Regions from separate parts of the Homo sapiens genome. Here all the other regions are linked to region 4. The links are chromatin loops, found by intact Hi-C in ENCODE. Cell type or tissue: dorsolateral prefrontal cortex. All regions are shown on one strand.

Region 1 (4,000 bases), 140 kb after region 4:
TAACGTTTTCATCTCCCTGTGGAGTCTCTTTTCAAATGTATTTTCGTGTTCCTCTGTTTTGAGGTCTGACGTTTGTTGCCTGGAAGCTGCAGTGCAGCCGTTGGGGACACTGCACAGCTTGGGGCCTCTGAATCCCGATGTGCCCTAGTCCTGGGCCCTGTTTCTTCTTCTCCTGAGGCCACACATCTGGCCATCCTGTTGTCCAGCTGTGGCCCAGGTAACTTCCCAACTGCCTGGAGGAGTGGCCCGAGCCTCTTTGCTGCCTGACAGCCCTGGGCTCACTGTCCTGCAGCCCCACCAGCAGTGATGAGGATCTGGAGTAGAGCTGTGGGGGATGGCCCTGCAGCAGTCTGTTGTCCCCTGAGGTCGTGGTGCCTCTTGCTCTGGGCCCTGGATTCTCTGGATCCTGCAGCAGTCACCACTCATGCTTCTGCTATGCTTTCCGGTGTCTTCACTCCTCCTTTTGTCTCTGCCTTGCCTGTCCAGTGGATGCAAATGCCTGTTCTCAGTTTTCTGTCTTTAACTGGGAGTTCTGTTTATGTCCACATGGCTCTCCTCTCAGGCCACCAGGGAAGTGACACCTGCAGTGGTCTGTAGCCTAGCCCATTTGTTAGGGAGATGGGCTCTGGGTGTCACTGGCTGGCAGAATGGCCACGGCCCTGGACTTAAGTCTCTCTGCAGGGCCTGGAGGGGCGCTAGGCTGCCCTGAGATGGCACAGCCCCCGGGAATTGAACAGTTGGGTCAGAGAGGATACCCATAAGCTGCAGGGTTGCTGGCGGGGGTGGGGGATTCCACTTGCCCAGATCACATGGAGCGGGAGAAGGGGCATGCACTGGGGTGTTTCTTCCCTTCTTCCCCAGCTGCATCACCTAGTCAAGCTGGTGGCCACTCTGCCGCCCTCCAGATCCTGCTGTGACCTGGGCTTCCAGGAAGGCTGTCTCATCCTAGGCCAGGGCCCTCCGTTCTCTTCTGCATTTTGGACAGTTTCTGCAGTGAGCGTTCTGAACAGGATGAACAGCTGTCTTTAAAAGCAGGGTCCAGCACCCTAGCGTGTGTCCCTGGTCTCTCCGGTAGCAGGCACCTACACAAAGTGATCCTCCTCTGGGCTCAGGGGGACAGTGAGTGGGGAAGTCCTCCTTTGGGTGAAGTCGGGGGCAGGATGGCCTCAGGCCCAGGCTCCTGTGACCCCTTGGCCCTGCTCTGGATTTGGGAGGAGGGGGGTCCCTTCCTTGAGGCATCTCCACCGGGCCCCCATGTGGATACAGGCCTGGGGCCCCTAGGCCCCCTCAGCACCTTCTGACCTAGCCCTGCCTCTCCTTCGCAGGAAGCTGTGCCAGCCACAGAGCACTGGCAGCCTCCTTGGAGACCCTGCTGCCTCCAGCCCCCCAGGCGAGCGTGGGCGCTCGGCCTCGCCCCCACAGGTAAGTGAGGCATGCCTGGGGTGACTGTCCCAAGCACCTGCAGGGCACTCTGTGCTGCATCAGTAACCCTTGTCACCTTCCTCACCAGCTCTTTGGAGCATGAGCTGCTCCAAGTTGAGCCGCCTCCCTCCGCCCAGGGACCAAGGGGGAAGCTGTCGGGTTGGGGTTGGGGGCAGATTCCTGCCAGTGTGGCCGCAGCACCCCAGTGTCACAGTGCGGAACCTGGGACGGGGGGCGGCTCCCTGATGTGGGCTCAACCCTGGGCTTCCTGCTCCTGTGTCACAGTTATCACTGGGGAAGCATGCTGAGCACAGCAGCGCTTTAGACCAGTCCCCAGGGGTGGCCCGCTCACACACTGGGCCCTGCCCTCCCCCTGCATCGATCCCAGCAGGCTGATGGGCCCCAGCTGAGGCCACCCTGAGCGGCACCTGGGACCTGACTTGGTGCTCGGGCGCCCCCATGTGGCCAGCGTGGGCCTTGCAGGCGGCGTTGGGTTTTCTAGCCAGGCCAGGGGATTGCCTGTTGCTGCTCAGCCACTCTGTGCTCCCCTCTAAAATGATCTCTGCTCCTCTCCAGAAGCGGCTGCAGCCTCCTGATTTCATCGACCCCCTAGCCAACAAGAAACCCCGGATATCGCACTTCACTCAGAGAGCTCAGCCTGCCGTCAACGGGAAGCTGGGCGTGCCCAATGGCCGTGAGGCCTTGCTGCCCACCCCGGGCCCACCAGCCAGCACGGACACCCTCAGCTCCAGCACTCACCTGCCCCCGCGGCTGGAGCCCCCGAGGGCCCACGACCCCCTGGCCGATGTCAGCAATGACCTGGGCCACAGCGGCCGAGACTGTGAGCACGGAGAGGCGGCTGCCCCAGCCCCCACTGTGCGCCTCGGCCTGCCCCTGCTGACGGACTGTGCCCAGCCCAGCAGGCCACACGGCAGCCCCTCGCGCAGCAAGCCCAAGAAGAAGTCCAAGAAGCACAAAGACAAGGAGAGGGCGGCTGAGGACAAGCCCCGGGCCCAGCTTCCAGACTGTGCACCTGCCACCCATGCCACCCCCGGAGCCCCAGCAGACACCCCAGGTAGGTGCCCAGGCAGGAGGGCGTTGCCGGGGCTCTAAGTACTGGCCCCACACCCGCCTCACCCTCATGGGGTGTCGAGGGGGCTCAAGCTGTAGAAGCCAGGGGAGGGGACCCTGTTGCCCCAGGCCCCATCAGATTTGCCCTGTGTGCCTGGCACCTGGCACCCTATGTTCCTGCACCTGGTCCTCTCCCTGCCTGTCTGGAGTGCCCGGTGCCACTTGCAGTCAATGTGCCAGGCCAGCACTGGGGGCCGGAGGCCCAGAGCCTTGTGGGGAACTGAGGCCGCAGAAGGGGCTAACATGCAGAGAGGAATGGGGCCCAGGCCCCAGCTCTGACTGCAGGGAAGCCCCAGGAGCCAGGGCCATGCTGAGGTCTGCTGGGGTTCAGGGAAGACAGTGGGGGCCCAGGCAAGCCAGCCCTATTCAGGGAGAGGCAGCACAGGTGCAGATGGGCAGATCCTGGTGGGAGAGGGATAGCACCTGGACCTCTGTAGGCACCGTGCGACTGTTGTGGACTGTAGGTTTCTGCTGTGGGGACAGGGCCTGGCAGGCTGGGATTGGGGAGCCAGGAGACCTGGGCGGCTCCGAGACCACAGCCCAGGCACCTAAACTGAGCAGCAGTAGCACCCGCCTAGCACCGTGGCCATGAGCCTGCGCAGCTGTTCATTTATAGGAACCAGCAGAAGCAGTGGCCAGCGTGCAGCGGCTGTTCCACCACCATGTGCGACAGGGGCTGCAGTGGTCCCATGTGGCGATGGCGGCCAGTTGCAGATGGCCACTTCGCTCTCGGCGCCAGCTGGCCCAGGGCAGCCCAGGTGGTGTCACCTGCTGTGCTTTTGGGTTGTGTCTCTGGGGAGGAGGCTGAGTCAGGGGATTCCTGGGATGAGGGTGGGAGCCCTTCTTTCATTATAGCTTTGCGTTGCTCAGAGGGCCATGCCCCGTCCCCTGCTGTGGCTGGAGAGCAGGTCCTCACAACTGTGGCTGGGTCTTACTGGATAGGAAGGAAGACTTTCGGGGTTGGGTCAGCCCTGCCTCGTGCTGGGCTTCCCACCTCCCGTGGGACTGCATGTGGGGGCCGACGGGGAGAAGGTGGCCTTACTCCCTGGGCAGCCTCTCTGACCAGGGCCATGCTCAGGGCAGGACTCCTGATTCCCAGGACACACCCACACCCCACAGCCAGACCTGGGCCACGATCAAATGGCAGGATCTGCCATTTGAGACCCTTGGCCCGGCTCCAGGGTCCACAGACCACTCTGGGCTGTGTCCCTTCCTTGGATGCCCAGTGCCTAGGTGCCAAGACAGGCCTGGGGACTCAAGGTGGTTTCCTGTCTGGCCTGGTGCGTGTTGGCCCCTAGGCAGTTCATCCCCGGCCCAGGGGCTGTCATCTCTACCACAGGTGAGAAAATGCAAAGCAGGGGTAGATGTCCCAAGCACCAAGAAAAGGACAGTGGAGGCACCAGAAGCTGAGCCTGGTGCTGGTGGTCCATGTTACCAGAGTCCTGAA
Region 2 (4,000 bases), 93 kb before region 4:
AGGCAAATCCATAGAGACAGAAACCACATTAGTTGACCAGGTGTGGTGGCTCACACCTGCAATCGCAGCACTTTGGGAGGCCAAGGCGGGTGAATCACTTGAGGTCAGGAGTTCGAGACCAGCCTGCCCAACATGGCAAAACCCTGTCTCTACTCAAAAATACAAAAATTAGCCGGGTGTGGTGGCACCTGCCTGTAATCCCAGCCACTCAGGAGGCTGAGGCAGGAGAATCACTGGAATCCGGGAGGCAGAGGTTGTAGTGAGCTGAGATTGTGCCACTGCACTCCAGACTGGGTGACAGAGCTGAGACTCTGTCTCCAAAAAAAAAGAAAGCAAGCAACCAAAGCAGATTTGTGGCTGCCAGGGGCTGGGCAAGGGGGAGTGGGAAGTAACTGTTGATGGGGACAGGGTCTCTTTCTGGGGGTACGAAATGTTCTCAAGTTGACTGGTGTTGGCTGTGCAAATGTGAATATACTAAAAGCCACTGAGTGGCGGAATGCCATGGAAATGACATCTCAATAAAGCTGTTACAAAAACAAGCGGGGCCAGGCGCCGTGGCTCACACCTGTAATCCCAGCATTCCGAGAGGCCGAGGTGGGCGGATCACCTGAGGTCGGGAGTTCAAGACCAGCCTGACCAACATGGTGAAACCCCGTCTCTACTAAAAATACAAAATTACTCAGGCGTGGTGGTGCATGCCTGCAATTCCAGCTACTTGGGAGGCTGAGGCAGAAGAATCGCTTGAACCCAGGAGGCGGAGGTTGCAGTGAGTCAAGATCGCACCACCACACTCCAGCCTGGGCGACAGGGGGGGCTCCTCCTCAAAAAAACAAACAAACAAACAAACAAACAAAACAAGCAGGGAGGCTTCCCAGACCCCTCCCTCAGGGGAGATCCAAGCTCTTGCAGCCTCACCTGCCCTCCTCCCTGCTTTCCACCCATTCTCAAACTCGCCAAGTCATTCCCACCACAAGGCTCTGACTGTGCCTGTCCCCAATCTGAAGTGCTCTTCCCTGCTCTCTGGGGATGCTGTGTCACCCCTGTCCCAGCCACTCCTAGCACGTGGCTGAGCCACTTCTCTCCCAGCGTGTGCCACCTTCTGAGGGCGTCTGCTTCATTCGGATGCATTGATGCTCTCCTGTCCCCCCTAAAACTATGCTGGCTCCCCAAGAACACAGCCCCGTATGCCCTGTACACTGCAGGAGCCCCAGCACCCCAGGCTCTTGAGACATGCCAGACAATGAAAATTGTCATTTGATGGAATGAACGCGCTGCCCCAACTTTACAACTCAGGATTCTACGGCCCAGAGGGGTTGAGAAACCCACCCAGTGTCACACAGCAGAGCGCCATAGACAGCCTGCCTGTCACGCTGACCCAAGCCTAAGAGTGGGAGGGAACGCCCACACACCCACCCCTCCGCCCCAAGACCTGCAAACAGTCTCCCGACTTTACGCCCTGTCCCCCAACCCTTCAGTGCTTGTGCCCTGGTGAGGTCCCTGTCTTCTAGCCAAACATCTGCTGACTGGCCTTCCACGGCAGCAAGACACCTCAGGTGCCATCACCACCGGCAACTGTGAACAGACACGCATGAGTGACATGCTGTCCTTTGGAATTCAAAGGAGAGGAGCAGGTGCCGACCCGATCATGCCTCACCTGGCTGCAGGTGTGGCCAAACCCCTGCTGTCTACAGTATGGGAGGCAGCGCGCCATGGCTGCAGGAGGGAAGCCCACATCATATAGGTTCATTCACCTGCTCCAGGCACGGCGGACATGCCACTTGGACTGTGCAGTGGCCAGTCAAACTGGGAATAAGCTTGCCCACCCTGGTCGCAGCCTGCCAGAGATGGCACAGCCATATAGGTGGGAGCAAAGGATGGAACTCTACCTGACCAGGTGCAAAGCTCACACCCTGGCCCACCTCACTGTTACACCTCTAATCAAAAGTTTCTCAGCCTTGGCTGGGCACAGTGGCTCATGCCTGTAATCCCAGCAATTTGGGAGGCCGAGGTGGCCGGATCACCTGAGGTCAGGAGTTCGAGACCAGTCTGGCCAACATGGTCTCTACTACAAACCCCATCTCTGCTACAAATACAAAAATTAGCCAGGCATGGTAGCAGATGCCTGTAATCCCAGCTACTCGGGAGGCTGAGGAAGGAGAATCACTTGAACTCGGGAGGCAGAGGTTGCAGTGAGCCGAGATTGCGCCACTGCACTCCAGCCTGGGCAACAGAGCAAGAGTCTATCTCAAAAAAAAAAAAAAAAAAAAAAGTTTCTCAGTCTTGGCACTGCCGACATCTGGGGCCAGATTATTCCACACGATGGGGCCATCCTGTGCACTACATGTAGGGGGTTGGGCAGCATCCCAGCCTCCACCCACCAGATGCTAGAAGCACTCCCTAATCATGATGACCCAAAATGTCTCCAGACATCACCAAGTGTCCCCTGGGGGGCAGAATCACCCCCTGCCCCAGAAAGAGAACAATGCTTTGTGTCTAAAAATCTAGTGTGAACTCACCTCTGCCCAGAGCCCATGCTCCCCTGACCCCAGGTGATGAGGAAGATGGGAAATGGTTTCCAGGGCTGAAAGAACTGCCACCTGCATATCTTCAGAATCTTGTTTTTGTTTTTGTTTTGAGATGGAGTCTCACTCTGTTGCCAAGGCTGGAGTACAGTGACACAATCTCAGCTCACTGCAACCTCCACTTCCCAGGTTCAAGCGATTCTTCTGTCTAAGCCTCCCGAGTAGCTGGGATTACAGGCATGTGCCACCACACCCGACTAATTTTTGTATTTTTAGTGGAGACGGGTTTCACCATGTTGGCCAGGCTGGTCTCGAACTCCTGACCTCAGGTCATCCACTCACCTTGGCCTCCCAAAGTGCTGGGATTACAAGTGTGAGCCACTGCACTTGGCCTCAGAATTTTTCTAAATTCATTGACTGATGAATGGATAAACAAATACAATATATCCATACAACGGAATATTACTTGACCCTAAAAAGGAACGAAGCACTGATCCATGATACTACAGAGATGAACCTTGAAAACATGACGCTGAGTGAAAGATGCCAGTCACAAAAGGCCACGTGTTGTGTGATTCCATTTATATAAAATGCCCAGAATAGGAAAACCCACAGAGACAGAAGACAGCTTAGTGCTTGCCAGGGGCTAGGGGAGGGGGAATGGGGAGTGACTGTTAATGGGGACGGGGTTTCTTTCTGGGTGGATAAAAAATGTTCTGGAATTACAAAATAGGGGTGGTTGCACAACTCTGTGAATATACTAAAAACCACCAAACTGTACACTTTAAACAAGTAAATTGTATGATGTGTGAATCATATCTCAATAAAGCTATTATTTTAAAGAGATGTTTTCAACAACAATAATCTATTTCCAATCCCACGCAGAAACTGGACTTCTAATCAGAATGACACCCATGAACCTACTGTGACCCCTTTCTTCCGGTCACACTGCAAACATTTGACAACAACTGCATGCCAGCACACACCATGTGCTGGAGACAAAAAGAAGTGGCCACTCCTGCCTCAGAAGCCCTGATATGTGGGGGACACTCACGTGGAAGGATGCTCAAGTTGCACACTTTCTTCTTATTTTCTTTTTTTGAAATGGAGTTTCACTCTTGTCACCCAGGCTGGAGTACAGTAACATGATCTCGGCTCACTGCAACCTCCACCTCCCAGGTTCAAGTGATTCTCCCACCTCAACCTCCCCAGTAGCTGGGATTACAGGTAGCTACCACCACGTCCGGCTAATTTTTATATTTTTAGTACAGACAGGGTTTCACCACGTTGGCCAGGCTGGTCTCGAACTCCTAACCTCAGGTGATCCACTGCCTCAGCCTTCCAAAGTGCTGGGATTACAGGCATGAGCCACCACACCTGGCCATTTTCTTATTTTTTTTTCATTCATTCATTCACCAGCCATCTCTTTCTCTACATCCTGAGCAAGAATGTAGCTGCTTGGAGCTGGGAGGACAGAT
Region 3 (4,000 bases), 82 kb before region 4:
GGCAGAAACCAACCCTGAGGTTTTCACTTTCTTCCTTCATCAAAGGAACTTGCTGTCACCCAGTGTGGTCCAACACTGCTCCTCACAGCAGCCCTGCGGGCTTTGCAAAGCAGGGCAGATCCCACACTCCCATCGCACTTAAAAAAAAAAAAAATCTAAAGGCTTGGCGCAGTGGCTCATGCCTGTAATCCCAGCACTTTGGGAGGCAGAGGCAGGTGGGTCACCTGAGGTCAGGAGTTCAAGACCAGCCTGGCCAACATGGTGAAACCCCGTCTCTTAAAAAAAAAAAAAAATGAAAATTAGCTAGGCATGATGGTGGGTGCCTGTAATCCCAGCTACTCGGGAGGCTGAGGCAGGAGAATCGCTTGAACCCGGGAGGTGGAGGTTGCAGTGAGCCGAGATCGCACCATTGCACTCCAGCCTGGGAGACAGAGTGAGACTCCATCTCAAATAAAAAAAAAATACCCTCCTCCTGGCGGCTCCACATGCTTATGCTCGGCTCGGCTCTCGCTCCAGCCACACGGGCCTCTTCGCTGTTCCCTCTGCCTGGATTGCGCTCCTCCAAGATGCTTTCGTGGCTGGCTCCTTCTCGACTTGCAGGCCTCTGCTCTGAGAGACCCTCCTGAAGGGTCTAGCTGAAGTGGACCTCCAGCGTCTCTTCCCATGACCCAGAAACATCCCATTCTCTGAAGGCAGCTGTTTGTGCGGTCTCATCTGATCCCTTGTAGATTGAGCTGAGATTATGTTCGCCTTTCCCAAAGAGGCCAGGGCCAGGCCAGAGTTCCCTGTGTGCCTGTGGAATGTGGAAAGGGCACAGACACACGTGATTTCTTATGTGTTTTTGTTCATTCGTTTGTGCGTTTTTAAGACAGAGTCTTGCTCTGTCACCCAGGCTGGAGTGCAGTGGCGCGAACTCGGCTCACTGCAACCTCCACCTCCACACCTGTAATGTCAGCACTTTGGGGGACTGAGGTGGGCGGATCACCTGAGGTCAGGAGTTTGAGACCAGCCTGGCCAACATGGTGAAACACCGTCTCTACTAAAAATGCAAAAAAAACATTAACTAGGCGTGGTGGTGCACGCCTGTAAACCCAGCTACCTGGGAGGCTGAGGAAGGAGAATTGCTTGACCCGGGAGATCAAGAAACTCTTGAGCATTTCTGTGTGGTCCAACACTTATCAGTTGTCAAGCTGTGTGACAATGGAAAACTGTCTTCACCTCTCTGAGCCGCACTGCCCTCCTCTGCTAAATGTGGACAGTGGTGCTCCTCATAGCAGGCTCTTGGAAAGATGAAACAGATAACACATGGAAAGCACTTAGCTCAGTGCCTGCTTCATCCAAGCACTCAGCAACTGTTAGGAAAGCAAAACGCTACTTCGCCATGTTAGTTTTCATGCTTTGCTTCTCAGCTCTTCCTTATATGGGATCTTAGTCGATTTGGGGTACCCACGTCGTGTGGAGGTGAATTAGGGCCATTGGAGCTGAGAGGCAAAGAGGAAAACAATCCCTGGTCTGTCTTTGACTTCCAAAAGAGGCTCTCATCGTACAGAGTTTTTAAAGGGCAAAGCAAAAGCTGGGTCTGATCATGAAGAGAGAGGGAAAGGACCCAAGAGAAGCCAGCGATGCCCCTCCTTACGATAAGGTTACAGGAGGACCCAGGCCCCTCGTCCTCCCACCCAGGCTTTAGTGGTGGATGGAGGGTGGGACGGGGTGGGCCGCCAAGGAGGGTAGTGAGAGGCTGGAACTGGGCAGGCGGGGGACCCATGGTTCAAGTCTAGGGACCCAGCCACTTGTGCTGAGGGATAGATAGCTGAAGTGCGTGTTGGAAAACTGGTTGGTTGGCTGGATGCATTGGCTTGTGCCTATATTCTCAGCACTTTGGGAGGCAGAGGCAGGAGGACTGCTTGAGCTCAGGAGTTTGAAACCAGCCTGGGCAACATAGAGAGACTTGGGCATGCTCCCAGGGACACCTACAGTGTCCATGCCCTGAAACTTGGCCAAGGCCCCATTGACCTCCCTACATCCAGACCCCCATCCTGCTTTCCAAGATCCTGGGGCACTCACAGCCCCCACTCACCTGAAACAAACAAACAAAAAAGAGGGATATCTCGACCTCCAGGGGGCAGTGGCTGCTAAGGAGATGCAGAACGGGCCTTTCTTTTTGGTTGCCAGCATCAGGGTCCCCATCCAAGTTTGGGGAGTCCCCCCACAGAGGGAAGTTGGTCACCCTGCTAACAAGAGAGGCCCCCAAGCCAAGGGTGACCCATCGAACTATTGGCCGCGGTTCCCACCTATTCCTGCATCCCTGCCCTCTACAGTTCTTCCTTCCAGGTGGAAGACACTTCCCCATTCCAGATGTGGGGCTCAGCCATGTCATTTGCTTGGCCAAAGACTTATGGGCAGGTCAGGCATAGTGGCTCATGCCTGTAATCCCAGCACTTTGGGAGGCCAGGGCAGGTGGTTGACTTGAGGCCAGGAGTTCGAGACCAGCCTGGCCAACAAAGCGAAACCCCGTCTCTATTAAAAATACAAAACTTAGCCAGGTGTGGTGGCACATACCTGTAATCCCAGCTACTCGAGAGGCTGAGGCAAGAGAATCGCTTGATCTTGGGAGGTGGAGGTTGCTGTGAGCCGAGATTGCACCACTGCACTCCAGCCTGGGTGACAGAGCGAGATTCAGTCTCAAATAAATAAATAAATGAATAAGCTGCTCTTGGTGGCATGAGCGTATAGTTCTAGCTAGTCAGGAGGCTAAGGTGGGAGTATCACTTGAGCCCAGGAGGTCGAGGCTGCAGTGAACCATGATTGTGCCACTGCACTCCAGCCTGGGCAACAGAGCAAGACTCCATCTCAAAATAAAAAAAAAAAAGACTTACGGGCAGATGTGATAGTGTTTGAGTCCCGAACTGAGACCCTACGAGGCCTCACGTGATTCCACTTGTCCTCAGACACTTGCAGGAGGAAAATGTGCCCTGGCTAGCTGCTGTTCCAGCAGGAGGCAAGAACCCGTGGAGCAGGGACTCTGGGCTACTCTGCATCCTTGCACCTGTAAGCAGAGCTGCCCAGCCGAGGCCCGCCTAGAGCAGACACCACCTCTGCTGACTCACAGACATGTGAAAAACAAACGCTTATTGTTGCATGCCATTGAGACTTGGGGGTGTTTGTTGCACAGCAGTGGCTGACTAATACACACGAATGTACTCACTTTCACCACTCCTGGGACAGCTGGGGAATGGCGTGGGATACTGGTTGGGCCTCCGGGATGTTTCCATGCAGGCACAAGTGCTACAGAGAAACAGCATCGGGGCAGGGCCATCTGTTTTCTAGGGGCAGCTGTGGCTGAGTGCCCAGGGCAGATGGCAGTGCCAACGGAGGCGTCTGGATTCTGCAGTGGTGGCAGGATCGTCCTCTGGCATAATTTCAGCTGAAGGCCTAGTTGCCTCACGCCTTTGATTCCCTTGTTTACTTTTTTCTTTTTTCTTTTTTTTTTTTTTTTGGAGACAGGGTCTCACTGTGTTACCCAGGCTGGAGTGCAGTGGCACAATCACAGCTCACTGCAGCCTTGATCTTCAGGGCTCAACCTATCCTCACCTCACCCTCCTGTGTAGCTGGGACTACAGGTGCATGCCACTATGCCAGGCTAATTCTTCTATTTTTTGTAGAGACAGGGTTTTGCTGTGTTGCTGGTCTCCAACTCCTGAGCTCAAGAGATCTGCCTGCCTCAGCCTCCCAAAGTGCTGGGAATACAGTCTCTAAACCAAAAAAAAATAAAGAAAGAAAGAAAGAGAGAGGCATAGTCATGCCCCCTCCCAGAAATCATGGGCCACCAGTCATAACATCCTGGCACCTCTGACCTCCAGTCTCCTTGTTATGAGAAATAATGTCTGCACTGCAGAAAACACTAATGGCCAGATATGCTTGTCACCAAGCAGTTCCAAAATTATAATGTAAATGTGACAGATGCTGGAGTATTCCCATCTCATGTCAGGGTTTTTACTTG
Region 4 (4,000 bases):
GTGAGACACCATGCCCAGCCTGTTTCCTGATTGTCTCCAAGAGAGTAGAAGTCTCAAACTGGTGGCCCCCCCAGAGCTGAATGTGGCCCTTGGATCTATTTTCTTTGGCCTGTTGTTTGGAAAACAAAAAAAAAGTTTGACCAACTAGTAGAAATTTTAAACCCAGGAAGTTTTTACACAAATATCCTAGATTCCCTAGAAAAATAAATTATCTAGAAAATGTAACAGCATGGCCTACAGCCCCCACCAGCAGTGGTCTCCCCTTCTCAGGACCCTCACTCTCCATTTGCCCATCCCCATCTGGTCTGTTTTGGCCACTCAGACTCCCTCCTAAGAGGGGGCCAGTGAGTTTGAGACCCCTGCTTCTAAGGCCAATGGGCTGCCAACTCCCACTTTGATGGGCCTCAATTTCTCCTTCTGATCAAGGCAGGGGGATGGGAATGATTAGGTGCCTAGGTCTGCTTCCTCTTGCTGTCTGGGATTTCTCCGGGTCCACAGGCCTCTAGTCTCTCTTTTGTGAAATGAAACGAAAGCTGTTACTTGGAATGTCTGGCCTCCGTTTCCCCATCTGGAAGGTGGGGTCGAGAATCCCACTTGCCTTGGGCTGTTATGAGGGTTGGATGACATAATTTGTGGCAAGTGCCCACATGGTGGGTGCCACCTAAGTGTTTGCAGGCAGTTGGCATGGAGGTACTTATTGTCCCATCCCCCCAGGGTTTCACTGCAAGGGAGGCCGCTTTTTCTCAGGTGAGGACACTGAGGCTCTAGGAGGTCACACAGGTCTAAACTTAGTTCACCGGGAAGACCAAGCTCACTCTGGCTCGTGAGATGATAGGGAAACTGAGGCCCAGAGAGGGTCCCAGAGCTAGGGAGGGGTAGAGTCAGGCTCCAGCCAGCTCCCCAGCCCCTATCCTGGGCCCCTCCAGGTTCAGGGGTGGGCGGGAGCAAGCGCAGCCGGGAGGGGCCTGAGCCTTGGCCCCTGCTCGTGCCCGGCACCTGCGATTCTTGCACAGGAGCCAGCAGGCCGCTGCGTCCGCAGGGGAGGCTGGGGAGGCCGGGGAAGGCCAGCAGGGGCGGCGGGGGCCGGGGCCGTGCCAGGGCCTGTCAGCGGGTCCCCGGCTTTATTTATGACGTGAGGCCGATGTCCTTATCCGCCGGCCTGCTGGGGGCTGGCTGCAGCCGGCAGCTGGACCGACAGGCAGGCCTCCCACCTGGCCCTCCTGGCCCACTCCCTGTCCCATGGGCCCATGCTGGGGACAGTCCCATGGGGTCATCTTGCACTCGGTCTCCCTTCATCTGTCACTCTTCCTCTGTGTCTCTGTCTCGATCTCTTTGTCCCTATGTCCCCAGGGTTTCTGTCCTACCCTGATCAGGCCCTTTCCTCCTGGGCTGACACCCTTGGCTTTCACCCACCCTGCGTCTCCATCTCTCCATCCCTGGCCCCGGCTCTCTCATCCGTGCGTCTTTCTCCCTTTCTCTTTTTCGGCCCCCTGCTCTGTCTGTCTATCTCTATGTCTCATCCCCCCGGCTCTGGCCTCTCTCATTCTCCCCTCCCCCCACTCCACTCGCACCTGGCTCAGGCCACAGGAATCGGGTTCCTGGAGGAGATGTGGAGGAGGAGCCCCTTCCTTCCCCCTCCCCCCCACCTCCCCAGGGGCGCAGCCGGGCCAGGGGCGCAGCTGGGCTGCTGTGCAGGGCCGCGGGGAGGACTCGGTCCTTGAGAAACGGGGAGGGAGGTTCCCCGAGGGGAGCATGGTCCCGCCGCGCCGGGGTCTCCCCTCTCCTGCCCGCGCGCACCCCCTGCCGGGCGCGCTCTGACACTGCCGCTCCGCCCACCACCAGAGCGCCCGGGCCCGGGCGGCGGGGCGTGCGAACCGCGGGGCGGAGAGCCGAGCTCGGGGCCGGTGCGGCGCGAGCTCAAGCAGTTCCTGGGCTGGCTCAAGAAGCACGCGTACTGCTCCAACCTCAGCTTCCGCCTCTACGACCAGTGGCGAGCCTGGATGCAGAAGTCGCACAAGACCCGCAACCAGGTAGGAAGGAGGGACCCTCGGGCGTGGGGGTGGGGACAGGGAGCTGGGGGGGCCCAGAAAACAGGGGAGGGGGAAGACAGCAGGCTGTGGACGCAGGTCTGCAGCCCCCACGACACCTCTGCCTTCCTTCCAAGCACAGGACGAGGGGATCCTGCCCTCGGGCAGACGGGGCACGGCGAGAGGTAAGGTGGGCCTGAATGGGTGGGCGGGAGGGAGCAAGGGGAGGGCCCCTTCCGGTGGCTGCAGGTCTTGTTCACACCCCCACGCCTCCCAACCCCAGCCTTAGAGTCGCTGAGATGGAATCCGTCCTCTTCCTTTGTTATTCATCAGCATTTACTTAGCACTTACTGTATAACTGGCATTGTCTCCTTTAGCCTAAGAACATTCAATGCCCTGAAAATGTCCGAAGTGGAATCTCCTCCGAAATGAATGAACATACTCACCCTAGTTAGCACGCATGGGCGCCTACTGCATACTGGCTCCGCGCCAAGTGCTTTACCTGCAGCTCAGATAGCCTCGCCAAGGCCCGGAGAGGGGCAGGACCCTGCCCAAAGTCACACAGCCAGAAGCGGTGGGGACAGGACACGAATGAAGCCTCCTTCAGTGGCTCTGTGGTGCGGCCCTCTCCTGGACTCCCTGCTTAGCTTGGCTTCCCCTCTGCCTGCAGGTCCTGCCAGATAAGCTGTAGGGGCTCAGGCCACCCTCCCTGCCACGTGGAGACGCAGAGGCCGAACCCAAACTGGGGCCACCTCTGTACCCTCACTTCAGGGCACCTGAGCCACCCTCAGCAGGAGCTGGGGTGGCCCCTGAGCTCCAACGGCCATAACAGCTCTGACTCCCACGTGAGGCCACCTTTGGGTGCACCCCAGTGGGTGTGTGTGTGTGTGTGAGGGTTGGTTGAGTTGCCTAGAACCCCTGCCAGGGCTGGGGGTGAGAAGGGGAGTCATTACTCCCCATTACCTAGGGCCCCTCCAAAAGAGTCCTTTTAAATAAATGAGCTATTTAGGTGCTGTGATTGTGAAGGTGAGTTTGGGGCCTGCCTGGCCTGGGGTGGGGGCTGTGAGATTTGAGGGGAATGTGAGGCGTCTTAATGACCCTTTGAGATTAGAATTTTCACCTCCCAGGACTTCAGACTGTCTATCCAGTATTTGCAAGGTCTGATTCTGAACTCCTTGGAGAATGTGATTCAAAATACCTGAGCTGGCTGGCTGCAAAGGCTCATGCCTGTAATCCCAGAACTTTAGGAGGCCAAGCTGGGAGCACTGCTCAAGGCCAGGAGTTGGGGACCAGCCTGGGCAACAAAGGGAGACCTCATCTCTACTAAAAGCAAAAAATTGGCCAGGCGCCATGGCTCACGCCTGTAATCCCGCCACTTTGGGAGGTTGACATGGGTGGACCACATGAGGTCAGGAGTTCAAGACCAGCCTGACCAACATGGAGAAACCCCGTCTCTACTAAAAATACAAAATTAGCTGGGCGTGGTGGTGCATGCCTGTGATCCCAACTACTCAGGAGGCTGAGGCAGGCGAATCACTTGAACCCAGGAGGTGCAGATTGCAGTGAGCCGAGATCGTACCATTGTACTCCAGCCTGGGCAAAAAGAGCAAAACTCTATCTCAAAAAAAAAAAAAATTAACTGGGCTTGTGGTGGCATGTGCCTGTAGTCCCAGCTACTTGGGAGGCTGAGGCAGGAGGACTGCTTGAGCCTGGGGAAGTCAAGGCTGCAGTGAGCCACGATCTCGCCACTGCACTCCAGTCTGGGTGACACAGCAAGACCCTGTCTCAAGCAAAAAAACCTCAGTTTCTAGGGAGGGTGGGAGTCTTCTACCCACAATCCCTGGCCCTGTGGGGGCCCCCTCCCTAGGCACACTGGCTGCAGCACCCTTGTACACAGAGATGGCAGAGCGGCTACAGAGGAGGAGCTCTTTATTGTGGGAGGTGTCTGGAACTGCAGGAAGGTCAGCAGCGCA
Region 5 (4,000 bases), 310 kb before region 4:
CATACAGTGGCACAATCTTGGCTTACTGCAGCCTTGATCTCCCAGGCTCAAGTGATCATCCCACCTCAGCCTCCCGAATAGCTGGGACTACAGGCACGCATCACCATGCCTGGCTAATTTGTATATTTTTTAGAGATGGGGTTTTGCCTGGCCGGGCGCAGTGGCTCACACCTGTAATCCCAGCACTTTGGGAGGCCGAGGCGGGCGGATCACGAGGTCAGGAGATGGAGACCATCCTGGCTAACACGTGAAACCCCATCTCTACTAAAAATACAAAAAAAATTAGCCGGGCATGGTGGCGGGTGCCTGTAGTCCCAGCTACTCGGGAGGCTGAGGCGGGAGAATGGCATGAACCCGGGAGGCGGAGCTTGCAGTGAGCCAAGATCGCACCACTGCACTCCAGCCTGGGCGAAAGTGCGAGACTCCGTCTCAAAAAAAAAAAAAGAGAGATGGGGTTTTGCCATGTTGCCCAGGCTGGTCTCAAACTCCTGGGCTCAAGCGATCCGCCCAGTAATTGATTTTGTTGCTGTTGCTTGTTTTTGAGATGGTCTCCCTCTGTCACCCAGGCTGGAGTGCAGAGGTGTGACCACAGCTCACCGCAGCTTCAACCTCCCGGGCTGAAGCCATCCTCCTGCCTCAGCCTCCCAAGTAGTTGGGACTACAGGCGCCACCAGGCCCAGCTGACTTTCTTACTTTTTTGTAGAAAAAGGGGTCCTACTATGTTGCCCAGGGTGGTCTTGAACTCCTGGGCTTAAGCGATCCTGCCTTGGCCTCCCAAAGCGCTGGGGTTACAGGTGTGAGCCACAGTACCCGGCCCCATTGGTAATTGTAACACCTTAGGATGACAACATTACAGTACCAACGCTACGACAACTGGCAGTGTTTATACACCCTTGTGTGCTGGAGCCTCAGGAAGCTTTGTAAGATGGTCTTGGGAGCTCCTTGCTCCTCCCCTGCATGATCCCTGTAACATGGTCCCTCAGCACGGGGAAACAGACTCAGACCTGAAGTCACTTGTCTGTTGGACCTGGCACTGTGGCGAGCCCTCAGTGGAGCCTGGTTGGTATCAGACATGCCATGCCCTCAGTGACACCTCAGACACGGGCCCTGGGCAGACAGCCCCCAGATGCGCGTGGATGCTTACGGGGTCACAGAGCCACGTTTGAACCCAGAAGAACACCAGCTTTGGTCTAGGGTGGCCCCCTCACCTGCCTTCTCTTTTTAGCTGCTCAATAGCCATGGGGAATGGAGGGTCTGGGTCCAGTTAGGGACATGGAGGCATGGGTGACCTGTGCCCTCGGAGCTGAGCCGGTCCTCAGCCTTGCCTGGGCTCAAGCCTGGCCCTGGCCCGCAGCACACTGGCCATCTTCAGGGTGCAGCCAGCACCCTGGGCTCTCAGGGACTGAGGGCAGCTGCCCTGGCAGTGGGGGTGCCCCAGGGCTCCCATCCTTCTGCACGGCCCCTCGGCACCCAGGCCGACCTCCTGCTAGAAGACGTGGCCTTGAAGCCCACAGGGTTGATGGGTTATGGTCAGGAGTCCCAGCTGGGCCCACCAGCCTCCTCAGGAAGGCGGGTGAGGTTGGTGTGAGACTGACGGTGCCTCCTCATGTCCCCTTGGAGCGCCCCACCCCACATCTCCCGGCCTCGGGTCCTTGCCTGGCCCAGCATGAGAGGTGCTTCATAGGAACGGAGGGAGGACATGTCGGGACAGCTCGATGCTCGGCCTGCTGCTGCTCTGCACCCCCAGGGCCTGGCTCACCCTCTCTGGACCTGTCTGCTTCCAAGGAAGGGGACCCTCTGAGGTCCCACAGAGGCCACCCCAGCTGTGGGTCGTGAGCATCTCTGTCTTGCAGGGACAGCATCGTGGCCGAGCTGGACCGAGAGATGAGCAGGAGCGTGGACGTGACCAACACCACCTTCCTGCTCATGGCCGCCTCCATCTATCTCCACGACCAGAACCCGGATGCCGCCCTGCGTGCGCTGCACCAGGGGGACAGCCTGGAGTGGTGAGTGGCCTCCCTGCTCTGGGGCCAGCCCAGGGAGGCAAGTGCCCCCTGCCACATCTCCAGGCTGCGCACGGCCTCGCTGGCTGTCGTCATGGGAGCAGAGAAAGGTGGTGCTGAAATGAGGCCCTGGCCTGCTGTCCAGGCTCCAGCTCCCCTGCCCAGTGTGGGAGGCACTCCCATCTGCGCACCAGGCTGCAGATCCAAGGACACGGTGCCCAGGCTGCAACCCTCTGTTCCCAAGGGCAGAGCAGAAAGCGGCTTTGTCTCTGCTCGGTTTCTGTGTCCCCACCCCCCACGAAGCCTTCTGTGTCTCGGCCCTGGGCCCAGTCTCTCAGGCCTCCCCGGGCCCCCCATACCGGCCCTCCTCCAGGGCCCTCTGGGGTTGGGGTGCTGAAGCCCTGCAAGGTTGGTGCCCCCCTCCACCCTAGGATGTGACTCCGGGCCATGTCCAGGGCACTGGTCACAGAAAGTGTGTCAGTTCTTCCCCGTGAGCTGTCCCTGCAGTGCCTGCCTTCCACTGTGAGTTGCAAGCTGGGCATTTCATGGTCGCTGTGGATCTGCTCCCATCCCACCTCCATCCACAGAGGGCTTAGAATTGCAGGGCGAGCCAGGCATGGTGACATGCACCTATGTTTCCAGCTACTTGGGAGGCGGAAGCAGGAGTATCCCTTGAGTCTGGGAGGTGGAGGCTGCAGTGAGCCGTGATGGTGCCACTGCACTCCAGCCTGGGTGGCAGAGCCAGACCCTGACTCACACACAAAAAAGAAAATAAATAGGGATGTCACACTGTCGGCGAGCCGGCCGACTCGGTGCTGGTCCAGGTGCTGGCTCCTGTTGGCAGGAAAACAAGAACAAGAGGCCTCACGAGTAATTCGTGGTCACAGCCACCTGGGGCTGAGAGGGATGAGGGGACGAGGGGGCCTGCAGAGAGTGGGTGGCCCCAGGGCTCTGCTGCAGGTGCAGGTGCAGGGGCGGGTGCGTGGCCCTCCTCTAGGGCCTTGTTCCTGAGTGTTGATGCCTCCAGGGTGTCGAGTCCGGGCAGGGCCCTCCATCTGGAAGCACAGCCCATGGAGGCTGCTTCTCCAGATGGGCGGTGAGTGGGCCGGGGCCTGAAACCCCATCCTGGGTACCTCCCCCAGAGCTCCTGGGCCTGAGGAAGCTGAGCGGTGAAATGTGGGAGTGAGGGTGTCCTCCTCTGCTGGGCGGGGCTGGTGGTCCTAAGCACAGGACTTAGGAACATCCCAGACACACACAGTGAGCCCTGGGTGTGGAGCGGCCATGCAATGTGTCTGTGGCGACCCGCTGACCGCCCCCTCGCCCTGTCCTGCAGCACAGCCATGACAGTGCAGATCCTGCTGAAGCTGGACCGCCTGGACCTCGCCCGGTGAGCCCTCCTGCCCCTCTCCACCCGCACTGAGCCACAGCCCAGAGCGTCACAGCCCAGAGCGTCACAGCCCAGAGCGTCTGTGGTGCTGTCATTACTCTTGTTGTCTTTCCTTTCCATGGGGGTGGCTTGCTGTCGTTCAGCCCTTCCCTGCAGTATGTTGCCAGGGAGGAGGGCCATGGCTCTCTGTGCCTCAGTTTCTCTCTATGCAGTGGGTGGCAGGCCTCTCCCACAGGGTGAGGGTGGGCTTCATGGAGGGAGAGTGGAGGTTGTGCCTGGAGCAACATGTTACTTGACCAGCTTGTAACTGTGCCGTGGGGCTGGCGGGGCCTGCACGTGGCATCACCAGGTCGGAGGCCATGGCTGGGGGTCCAGGACTCCCCTGCTGCCGTTTCCAAAGCCCTTGCCTCAGAGTTGTTCACACTGTAGTTCCGTTGCCCTTCCCTGCGTTCCATCCTCCATGGAGTGAGTCTCTCCTGAGCTCTACCTTGTGGTGGCCACCCTGGGGGGCCATAGCTGGCCCCAGTCCCACCTTCCCAGGGCCTGCACGTGGTCAGACGGGCAGGGTGGCTCGGGCACTTAGTCGTGGGGTATGAGCATGCAGTGGAGC
Region 6 (4,000 bases), 270 kb before region 4:
TGACCCTCGACCCGCGCCTGTGCCACCCCCTGGCCCGGCCGCGGCGCGACGCCGAACCCGTGTTGGGCGGCGGCCCCGGGGGCGCTTGTCGCGCGCGGCGGCTGTACGTGAGCTTCCGCGAGGTGGGCTGGCACCGCTGGGTCATCGCGCCGCGCGGCTTCCTGGCCAACTACTGCCAGGGTCAGTGCGCGCTGCCCGTCGCGCTGTCGGGGTCCGGGGGGCCGCCGGCGCTCAACCACGCTGTGCTGCGCGCGCTCATGCACGCGGCCGCCCCGGGAGCCGCCGACCTGCCCTGCTGCGTGCCCGCGCGCCTGTCGCCCATCTCCGTGCTCTTCTTTGACAACAGCGACAACGTGGTGCTGCGGCAGTATGAGGACATGGTGGTGGACGAGTGCGGCTGCCGCTAACCCGGGGCGGGCAGGGACGCGGGCCCAACAATAAATGCCGCGTGGTCTGCTCCGCTGGTCTCCTTGGACTCCTTGCCTGGGTGGTGGGGAGGGCGCCCCTCAGTCTTGGTGATCGGATAGGCCTTTCCACCTCCAGGCCACCTGCCAGAGGCCTAACGCGCCACTCCGGGGAGCCGCCCGGACAGGCCCAGGTGCTGCCTACGGGAAGGGCCCAGGGGCAGGGGTCGCCCTTCAGTCCTGCAAGGCAGACCTGTCCCTTCTGGGCTTTGCCTGTCTCCCTCTGGCCTCCTTCACACCCCAACCCGTCACTCAGCCAAGGCAAAACCCCAGCACCCTCCACCCCCTGCAGTTTATCCAACCTTGGTGTGAAGTCAAAACTGTTTATTAATATTTGGTGACAAAAGAACTTAAATTGACCGAAAATCAAAAGTTACATTGCCTTGGTACAGTGCGCCTGGGTTTGTCAAGGCTGCTGCTACAAAGCTGGAGAACACAGCACAGGGCGAAGCAGAGGCAAAGCGGCCCAGCCCAACAGCCGGGATGGGGCAGGGAGCGTCCCTCAGGCCGCCGCGGGGTCACCGCGGAAACCTACCCGGTGCATGCCTCTACGCGGCCTACCGGAAGAAGGGGAAACCGAAAGCCCTAGAGCAATGGGAATAAATAAGAGTCCCTGCCAGAAGGAAGGTGGCCTGTGCGTCCCCGTCTGTCCCATGTAGAAGCCGGAATCTGGAGGTGTTCGGATCAGGGCCAGTGACAGCCCCAGGCCCGGGGCAGGGGAAGCTGGAGGCCTGGCCGCCAGGCAGAATGACACCCCAAGCCAGGCGTTCGAGGGGCTGGGGCAGCTCTCCTAAAATGACCCTCTGCCAATGACACCACACCCTCAGTCCCTTCACACAGAACGCGGTAATTTCTGTAACTTGTTTCCTTACCCCCCAGAAGCAGCAATCACCCCATCAGCAAAGTTGCCGGCAGGCAGAGCTCCCAATTTGGGCTTTCGGTGTGCAGCGCTCCGTGTCTAACCAGCACAGGGACTGTCGGTACCTCCTGGGGACGGGGACAGGGACAGGCCCTCTTGTCCTTCCACCAAATCTTCCAAAGGCCCCCGGGAAAAAGCCGTCAATCCGGGAACAGCCACCTTCTCGCCTCCTGGCCACAGGGCCAGTCCTGGCCAAGGCCCCTCGCAATGGGGCCAAAAGCACCTTCCTCACCGGTGCGGGGCCCTGCGCCGAGTCTAGGCGGGAAGCAGCTTGGCTTCTGAGTCCAGCGGAGAACGAGCAGCTTCCAGGCTCGGCGGGCGGCTACCCCAGCAGCCTGATGCCCCGCAGAAAGAAGCCACTGGAAGCTAAAACCAACAACAAAACTCCTCCGGCCGCGGCACAGGTGTTGCTCCTCTTCTCCAGTAGCGCTGGCTTGTTTAAACTGTTTCTGGAAGCTTCTCAAATCTCCCAGGTCCACCGCTAAGATTTTACAGACAAACTTAGGAAAGTATTCTTCAGTACTCCTTTAAAAGAATCTTGAAAAAAACAAAGAGAAAAACCCAAAACACCCTTATTTTCTTTAAATGAAGGCCCTCGGAGAACACAGGCAGCGCGACCTCGGCGCGTCCGGTAGGCGTGGACAGACGCGCCCTCCCGGGGCTCTGCCCCGCACGCTGCTGTCTTTGCAAGGAGCCTGCTCGGGCACAGAAATGCGAAGTTTTTTTTCCTGCTAAGACGTAGTCCCCTTTCAATCAAAGAGAAAAAGAAATAAAAGAACAGAGGAAAGGGCTACTCTGAGATGAGGGTCTTCCTCCCTCCGCCCTGGCCGCAGCCCCGATGGGACGGAGCGGGGCCTCCTGGTGGCCGCGGCTCCCGCGGGCCGGCCCCTCCTCCGCTCCCTCTGCTCCTCGCCGCCGCGGGCCAGCAGGGGGCGCTCGGCCTCGGCTCCTCTCCCTCGTGCGCTCTCCCTTCCTGTTGCTCACACAGTGGTGCTTCAGTTTTAGCAGTGGAAAACAGGTATCCGTTTATTTTTATTTTTTATTACCCAGAATAAGATGCTGATGGACTAAGCCACGTTGCTTAGCTCTTCCGCCGCCACCTGTCAGGAGGGAGAAGGGCAGGAGGCGGTGAGAGGCTGCGACCTGAGCCCCACAGGTACCCAGCACACAGGACAGTGAGGGAGAGCCCGAGCTGCCCTCCCCGACTCTGATGAGGAAACTGAGGTCCCGCGGTGGTCCCCGGAGCAGACAGGATGGGGTAGGGTGGGGTGAGGAGCCACCCTGACTAGCAGTGAAGGGCACAGGCCAAGCTGGCCCTGAGGGCCTATGACCCCCACCAGGCACAGCACACATTTCCAGATACCACCCCTCCAGTGCAGCTCCCTGGGGAGAGCCCCCTCCCATCCTTCTCCTTGAGGCTGGGGTGGGGCCAGGCCTGCTCCAGGGGGGCTTGCCTTTTAATACTGGGACAGCCCCGTCACCCCGCCATGCTGGTAAGCCCGCTCTCCCTGGTACGTGGAGTCCTGTGAGAGCGCCACGTCGATTTGTGATTTAAACTCGTCACCAAGGTAACTGTCCTGAAAGACAAGGTCAGGAGGTAAGCAAGCCACAGGCCAAGGGTGCTCACATCCACCCAGCCCTCAGCAGCCCCAGAGAAAAGAATGGAAAACCCGTCCCCAAACTAAGACCCAGGAGACCCACTCTGATGACCCCAGCCCAGGGACAGGTAATTCAGACAGTGGACATGGGCCAGGCCAGCTCTCTGGGGCTCTTCAGAGGGAATGTTTCAGGTGCATAGCCCCACCCTCACTCAGGTAAGTCCCGTCCCAGGGGCGGGCTCACCTGGGACAGCTCCGGCTGGGAGAGGCCGGGCTGGCTCATCTGGGAAGGCTGGCTCATGGAGATGTAGCCCTGCGTCAGGGCGCCCTGAGAGAAGGGCTGTGACGCCACATCCTGGCTGGCTTGGCTGTTGGGGAGGTTAGTCTGGCTGGGTCCAGGAAGCCCAAAGCGGTTCTTCTGGCGTCCCCCACGACCAGTCTTGCCTTTCGGGGTGCCTCGCCCTGAAAGACAGCAGTCCAGGGTGATCCGAAGGAGGCCAGGGCCTCGCAGACAAGCACACCCTCAAGAGCTCTCAGGAGGGCCACACCCAGCCGCAGCCACAGATGCTCACCTGCAGCAGGCCCGTTGGCTTGTCCAAAATAGCCAGGCGGTGGCATGGGTGGCATGACCAGGTTGAAGGGGATGGGAATGTTCATGGCAGCCACGTGGCTAGGGCCGGCACTGATCATGCCAATCTGGTCATGGGTCTGGAAGTACATGCTGGAAGGCCGGCCTGCAAATCACAGTGGAACACGGCAGGTGTCACCTGCCTCGGTCAAACCCCAGCGATACCCCACCCACCCCACCAGCCAGTCAGCCGGAGCTGCACATCTGTCCTGGCTCTGCCCAGGCTGAAGATGCGGATTCGCAGGACTCCATGTTAACTACAGCAGCCTGCCTGGGGCTGGGTGCTTGGGCAGGCACCTTCCCCGAGGAGAGTCTGCTGGGAATCATTGGCCTACACAGATCTTAAAAACTGAAAATTGGGGCCGGGCGTGTTGGCTCAAGCCTATAATCC
Region 7 (4,000 bases), 320 kb before region 4:
GGAAAGGAATGTGCTTATTAAGGCCCACTGTTTTACTGGGGCCCGTTGTATGAAGGTGAAGTTTGGCAGTTACCCAAGAAATTTTCTTCCCACTCTCTCTCTGTCCGAGCTGTCTTTCTGTGTTTTACTGTCTCCTCTTTCTGGCTGCTTGTAGTTAGAAGTGATTTCCTGGCCGGGCGCGGTGGTTCACACCTGTAATTCCAGCACTTTGGGAGGCGGGCGGATCACCTGAGGTCAGGAGTTCGAGACCAGCCTGACCAACTTGGTGAAACCCCGTCTCTACTAAAAAATACAAAAATTAGCCGGGCATGGTGGCAGGCACCTTAATCCCAGCTACTTGGGAGGCAGAGGCAGGAGAATCGTTTGAACCCAGGAGGTGGAGGTTGCAGTGAGCCAAGATCCAGCCATTGCATTCAAGCCTGGGGAACAAGAGCGAGACTTCTCTATTAAAAAAAAAGAAAAAAGAAATTTCCTTAAAATTCATGAGGCTAGAAAGGGGGCTGGAACTTAAAGTGGCAGTGTTTGTCTGAGATGTTGGTGCTCTTACTATGTCAAAAGTGAGACCCTATCTCAAAAAAAAAAAAAAAAAAAGAAAAAAAGAATGTTTCTAGTAGGCTTTCTTGTCTTCACCAGAACCCGCCACTGGAAAAAGAAAAAAAAAAAGGCAGAGGGAGATTTGAGACACAGAGATGATGGAAGCAGAGATGGGAGTAATGTGGCTACAAACTGAGGAATGTAACAGTCACCAAAAGCTGGGAGAGGCAGGGAAGTATCCTCCCCTAGAGCCTTTGGAAGGAGTGTGGCCCTGCTGACACCTTGATTTGGGACTTCTGGCCTCCAGGACTGTGACTGTGAAGGAATACTTTTTTTTTTTTTTTTTTTTTTTTTGAGACAGGATCTCACTCTGTGTCACCCAGGCTGGAGTGCAGTGGCATCCTCCTCCTCCTGGGTTCAAGCGATTGTCCTGCCTCAGCCTCCCAAGTGGCTAGGATTACAGGTGCCCACCACCACACCCAGCTAATTTTTTTTTTGTTTTTTTGTTTTTGAGATGGAGTCTTGCCCTGTTGCCCAGGCTGGAGTGCAGTGGCACGATCTCAGCTCACCACAACCTCTGCCTCCCGGGTTCAAGCAGTTCTCCTGCCTCAGCCTCCCTAGTAGCTGGGACTACAGGCGTGTGCCACCACACCCAGCTAATTTTTGTATTTTTCCTAGTGATGGGGTTTCACTGTGTTGGCCAGGCTCGTCTGTAACTCCTGACCTCATGATCCGCCTGCCTCAGCCTCCCAAAGTGCTGGGATTATAGGCATGAGTTACCGTTCCTGGCCTAATTTTTGTATTTTTAGTAGAGACAGGGTTTTATCATGTTGGTCAGGCTGATCTCGAACTCTTGACCTCAAGTGATCTGCCCGCCTCAGCCTCCCACAGTGCTGGGATTACAGGTGTGAGCCACCACGCCTGGCCAGGAATACTTTTTTTTTTTGAGACAGAGTCTAACTCTGTCACCCAGGCTGGAGTGCAGTGGCACAATCTCAGCTCACTGCATCCTCCGCCTCCTGGGTTCACACCATTCTCCTGCCTCAGCCTTCAGAGTAGCTGGGATTACAGGTGCCTGCCACCACGCCCAGCTAATTTTTGTTTTTTTGTTTTTGAGATGGAGTCTTGCTCTGTTGCCCAGGCTGGAGTGTAGTGGCATGATCTCAGCTCACCACAACCTCTGCCTCCTGGGTTCAAGCGATTCTCCTGCCTCAGCCTCCCGAGTAGGTGGGATTACAGGCGTGCGCCACCACACCTGGCTAATTTTTGAGGAATACATTTTTTAAGCCATCTGGTCTGTGGTAGTTCATGACAGTGGCCTGAGCAACCTCAGCCCCACCTGAGGTGGCCCCAGGGAGAGCACCTGGCAGTCTTTGCCCTTTGCTGCCCCCAGCACTAGGCTACCATCATGACGTTTCTGGGTTTCTGACATTTGCCAGTTTGCCCACAAGATGGCAGGCACCGCCCAGCTGTTGGGGTTGAAGCAGCTCATAGGCCTTGAGTTGCTGACGGCCCAGTGCGGTCAGATCACTGGCTACAGGGACAGAAGGGAGGAGTTACTACCCCCAAGGTTTCTGGCTACAGGGCCCCCATCCTGTCACCCGCCTTCCCAAACAGTACCCTGATTCCTCAACCATGGCCACATCTTAAGCCACCTGGGGCCAGTGCTGGGGCCATCCTAGGGCCAGGTGACCTTGGTGGATGTGGCCTCCTGGCTTTGGTGGTTCCTGGGCTCCCAGGTGATCGTAGTGAGCCCTTGGGGTTGAAGAGCAATGCTCTCCCACCCCGGGGACACACATGCGTCCTGATGGTAGGATCGTCCCTGGAAGTCGAGGAAAACCACAACGGTTCCAGAGCCTCACGTCAGGGTCACGGTCTGCACATTTGTTGTTGTTATGCTTCCCGGCACTCTTGTCTCTCCAGTGCACTCTGCAGCCTCTGAGCACTTCCGCACGCACAGTCTCCTGGGCACCTGCATTTCACACAGGGGCGGCTGAGGCCACCCTGGTGCCCCCGATGGCGCCCCACTGTGTCCTCACTTTGAAAGCCCAACAGCCAGCTTTTGTCTCTTTTTTTTCCCTAAAGATAGACAGGGTCTCACTCTGTCACCCAGGCCAGAGTGCAGTGCAGTGGCATGATCATAGTCCACTGTAGCCTCGACCTCCCAGGCTCAAGCGATCCTCCTTCATGAACCTCCTGAGTCGCTGGGACTACAGGTGCATGCTACCACACCTGGCTAATATTTATAATTTTTTTATGGACACAGGGTCTCAGACCGGGCACGGTGGCTCATGCCTGTAATCCCAGCACTTTGGGAGGCCGAGGCGGCTGGTTCACAAGGTCAGGAGTTCAAGACCAGCCTGGCCAATATGGTGAAACCCCATCTCTACTAAAAATACATATAGTCGCGGCTACTCGGGAGACTGAGGCAGAAAAATCTCTTGAACCCAGGCGGCAGAGGTTGTAGTGAGCCGAGATACACGCCACTGCACTCCAACCTGGGTGACAGAGCAAGACTCCATCAAAAAAAAAAAAAAAAAAAAGACTATGCTTTTTGCTATGTTGCCTATGCTGGTCTCAAACTCCTGGGCTCAAGCAGTGCTCCTGCTTTGGCCTCCCAAAGCACTGGGTTTACAGGTGTGAGCCACCACACCTGGCCTGTCTTTTTTAACTGAGGGTGGCATGTGGCCCTGGGCTAGTCACCTAACTGAAGTCCACCTCAGAAGGTTGATTGAGAGTTACTTATTTATTTTTTATTGAGATGGAGTCTTGCTCTGTCACCTAGGCTGGAGTGCAATGGCGTGATCTCGGCTTACTACAGCCTCTATCTCCCGGGTTCAAGTGATTCTCTTGCCTCAGCCTCCTGAGTAGCTGGGATTATAGGCGCCCGCCACCACACCTGGCTAATTTTTGTATTTTTAAGTAGAGGCGGGGTTTCACCATGTTGGCCAGGCTGGTCTGGAACTCCTGACCTCTAATGATCCACCCACTTCGGCCTCCCAAAGTGCTGGGATTACAGGCATGAGCTACCATGCCCGGCCTATAATATGTTTCTTTGCATACTTGAAAAGGTACATATTTCACCTGTCCATCCCATTTGCAGGTGGGGCTCGATTTCTGCAGCCACCACCCTCCGCATGCCTTTGACATTCTTCTAGGAGTTATTTATTTAGATGGCATCTTGTTCCAAATCATAGCCAGATACCCACTCTGGCTACCAGGGCCTGAGCAGAAGCTGCTGGGTCCTCTTGGCAATGGCAGCCTGAGTCAGGCTGGGGCCAGGTCTGCGGCGGCCTGGGATGAGGACACGTTTGACATCCACGCTCCTCCCTCAGGCTGGGGAGAAGGAAGAGATGTGGCTTGGAATCTGTGGTTCTCGGCTTCAGAGGACAGGGCAGAGTGACTCCCCCTGGTTTGGGCACTGGGTCCTTTGACCCTGTGCCTTGACAGCTGGCAGGCCCTCTTG

Evidence for each region. Peaks named below come from ENCODE experiments on the same cell type or tissue, not always from the same donor. Only the 100,000 strongest peaks of a DNase experiment are listed, where the experiment ranks them.
Region 1: a loop joins it to region 4, with 2.8 times the contacts of the local background. A loop is called at or near these places in 34 of 110 quality-filtered maps.
Region 2: it touches region 4 in a loop (3-fold over the local background); 68 of 110 quality-filtered maps call a loop at or near these places.
Region 3: it touches region 4 in a loop (2.7-fold over the local background); 68 of 110 quality-filtered maps call a loop at or near these places.
Region 5: a loop joins it to region 4, with 2.8 times the contacts of the local background. A loop is called at or near these places in 16 of 110 quality-filtered maps.
Region 6: a loop joins it to region 4, with 4 times the contacts of the local background. A loop is called at or near these places in 14 of 110 quality-filtered maps.
Region 7: a loop joins it to region 4, with 4 times the contacts of the local background. A loop is called at or near these places in 16 of 110 quality-filtered maps.

The regions. Positions count from the first base shown.
Region 1 is chr19:18,448,974-18,452,973 of GRCh38, reverse strand. ELL (elongation factor for RNA polymerase II) reads left to right here. Exons shown (of 12, transcript NM_006532.4): 7 at 1,326-1,422; 8 at 1,999-2,497. Among named protein-coding and RNA genes, the nearest start is that of ISYNA1, 13 kb to the right of the region's middle. RefSeq lists enhancers at 1,165-1,971, 1,972-2,778. In dorsolateral prefrontal cortex, CTCF peaks have their summits at 1,671 and 1,883 (motif pointing left); a DNase peak (open chromatin) is centred at 1,853; H3K27ac peaks cover 275 bases.
Region 2 is chr19:18,685,281-18,689,280 of GRCh38, reverse strand. The region is part of intron 1 of CRTC1 (CREB regulated transcription coactivator 1); the gene reads right to left. Among named protein-coding and RNA genes, the nearest start is that of CRTC1, 3.6 kb to the right of the region's middle. In dorsolateral prefrontal cortex, no CTCF peak of the experiment used is centred here; no DNase peak of the experiment used is centred here.
Region 3 is chr19:18,674,081-18,678,080 of GRCh38, reverse strand. No RefSeq gene overlaps it. Among named protein-coding and RNA genes, the nearest start is that of CRTC1, 7.6 kb to the left of the region's middle. In dorsolateral prefrontal cortex, a CTCF peak has its summit at 2,119 (motif pointing right); a DNase peak (open chromatin) is centred at 3,330; H3K27ac peaks cover 1,547 bases.
Region 4 is chr19:18,592,277-18,596,276 of GRCh38, reverse strand. It overlaps REX1BD (required for excision 1-B domain containing), which reads right to left. Exons shown (of 5, transcript NM_001100418.2): 5 at 3,940-4,000. It overlaps CRLF1 (cytokine receptor like factor 1), which reads left to right. Exons shown (of 9, transcript NM_004750.5): 7 at 1,843-2,030; 8 at 2,170-2,212; 9 at 2,698-3,040. The coding sequence ends at 2,711. Among named protein-coding and RNA genes, the nearest start is that of REX1BD, 5.5 kb to the right of the region's middle. RefSeq lists silencers at 1,587-1,976, 1,997-2,086 and an enhancer at 2,720-3,221. In dorsolateral prefrontal cortex, a CTCF peak has its summit at 1,806 (motif pointing left); a DNase peak (open chromatin) is centred at 1,851; H3K4me3 peaks cover 1,073 bases; H3K27ac peaks cover 2,121 bases.
Region 5 is chr19:18,904,966-18,908,965 of GRCh38, reverse strand. COPE (coat protein complex I subunit epsilon) reads left to right here. Exons shown (of 10, transcript NM_007263.4): 4 at 1,854-2,006; 5 at 3,337-3,390. Among named protein-coding and RNA genes, the nearest start is that of GDF1, 11 kb to the right of the region's middle. In dorsolateral prefrontal cortex, no CTCF peak of the experiment used is centred here; DNase peaks (open chromatin) are centred at 2,225 and 2,808; H3K4me3 peaks cover 1,050 bases; H3K27ac peaks cover 3,643 bases.
Region 6 is chr19:18,865,004-18,869,003 of GRCh38, reverse strand. It overlaps UPF1 (UPF1 RNA helicase and ATPase), which reads right to left. Exons shown (of 24, transcript NM_002911.4): 21 at 3,554-3,715; 22 at 3,226-3,443; 23 at 2,838-2,960; 24 at 774-2,483. The coding sequence ends at 2,841. It overlaps CERS1 (ceramide synthase 1), which reads left to right. Exons shown (of 8, transcript NM_021267.5): 8 at 1-459. GDF1 (growth differentiation factor 1) reads left to right here. Exons shown (of 8, transcript NM_001492.6): 8 at 1-459. The coding sequence ends at 407. Among named protein-coding and RNA genes, the nearest start is that of CERS1, 29 kb to the left of the region's middle. RefSeq lists a silencer at 2,189-2,388. In dorsolateral prefrontal cortex, CTCF peaks have their summits at 2,094 and 2,294 (motif pointing right); DNase peaks (open chromatin) are centred at 423, 530 and 2,303; H3K27ac peaks cover 2,419 bases.
Region 7 is chr19:18,913,833-18,917,832 of GRCh38, reverse strand. The region is part of intron 1 of COPE (coat protein complex I subunit epsilon); the gene reads left to right. Among named protein-coding and RNA genes, the nearest start is that of COPE, 3.6 kb to the left of the region's middle. RefSeq lists an enhancer at 1-236. In dorsolateral prefrontal cortex, a CTCF peak has its summit at 1,978 (motif pointing right); a DNase peak (open chromatin) is centred at 2,012; H3K27ac peaks cover 2,435 bases.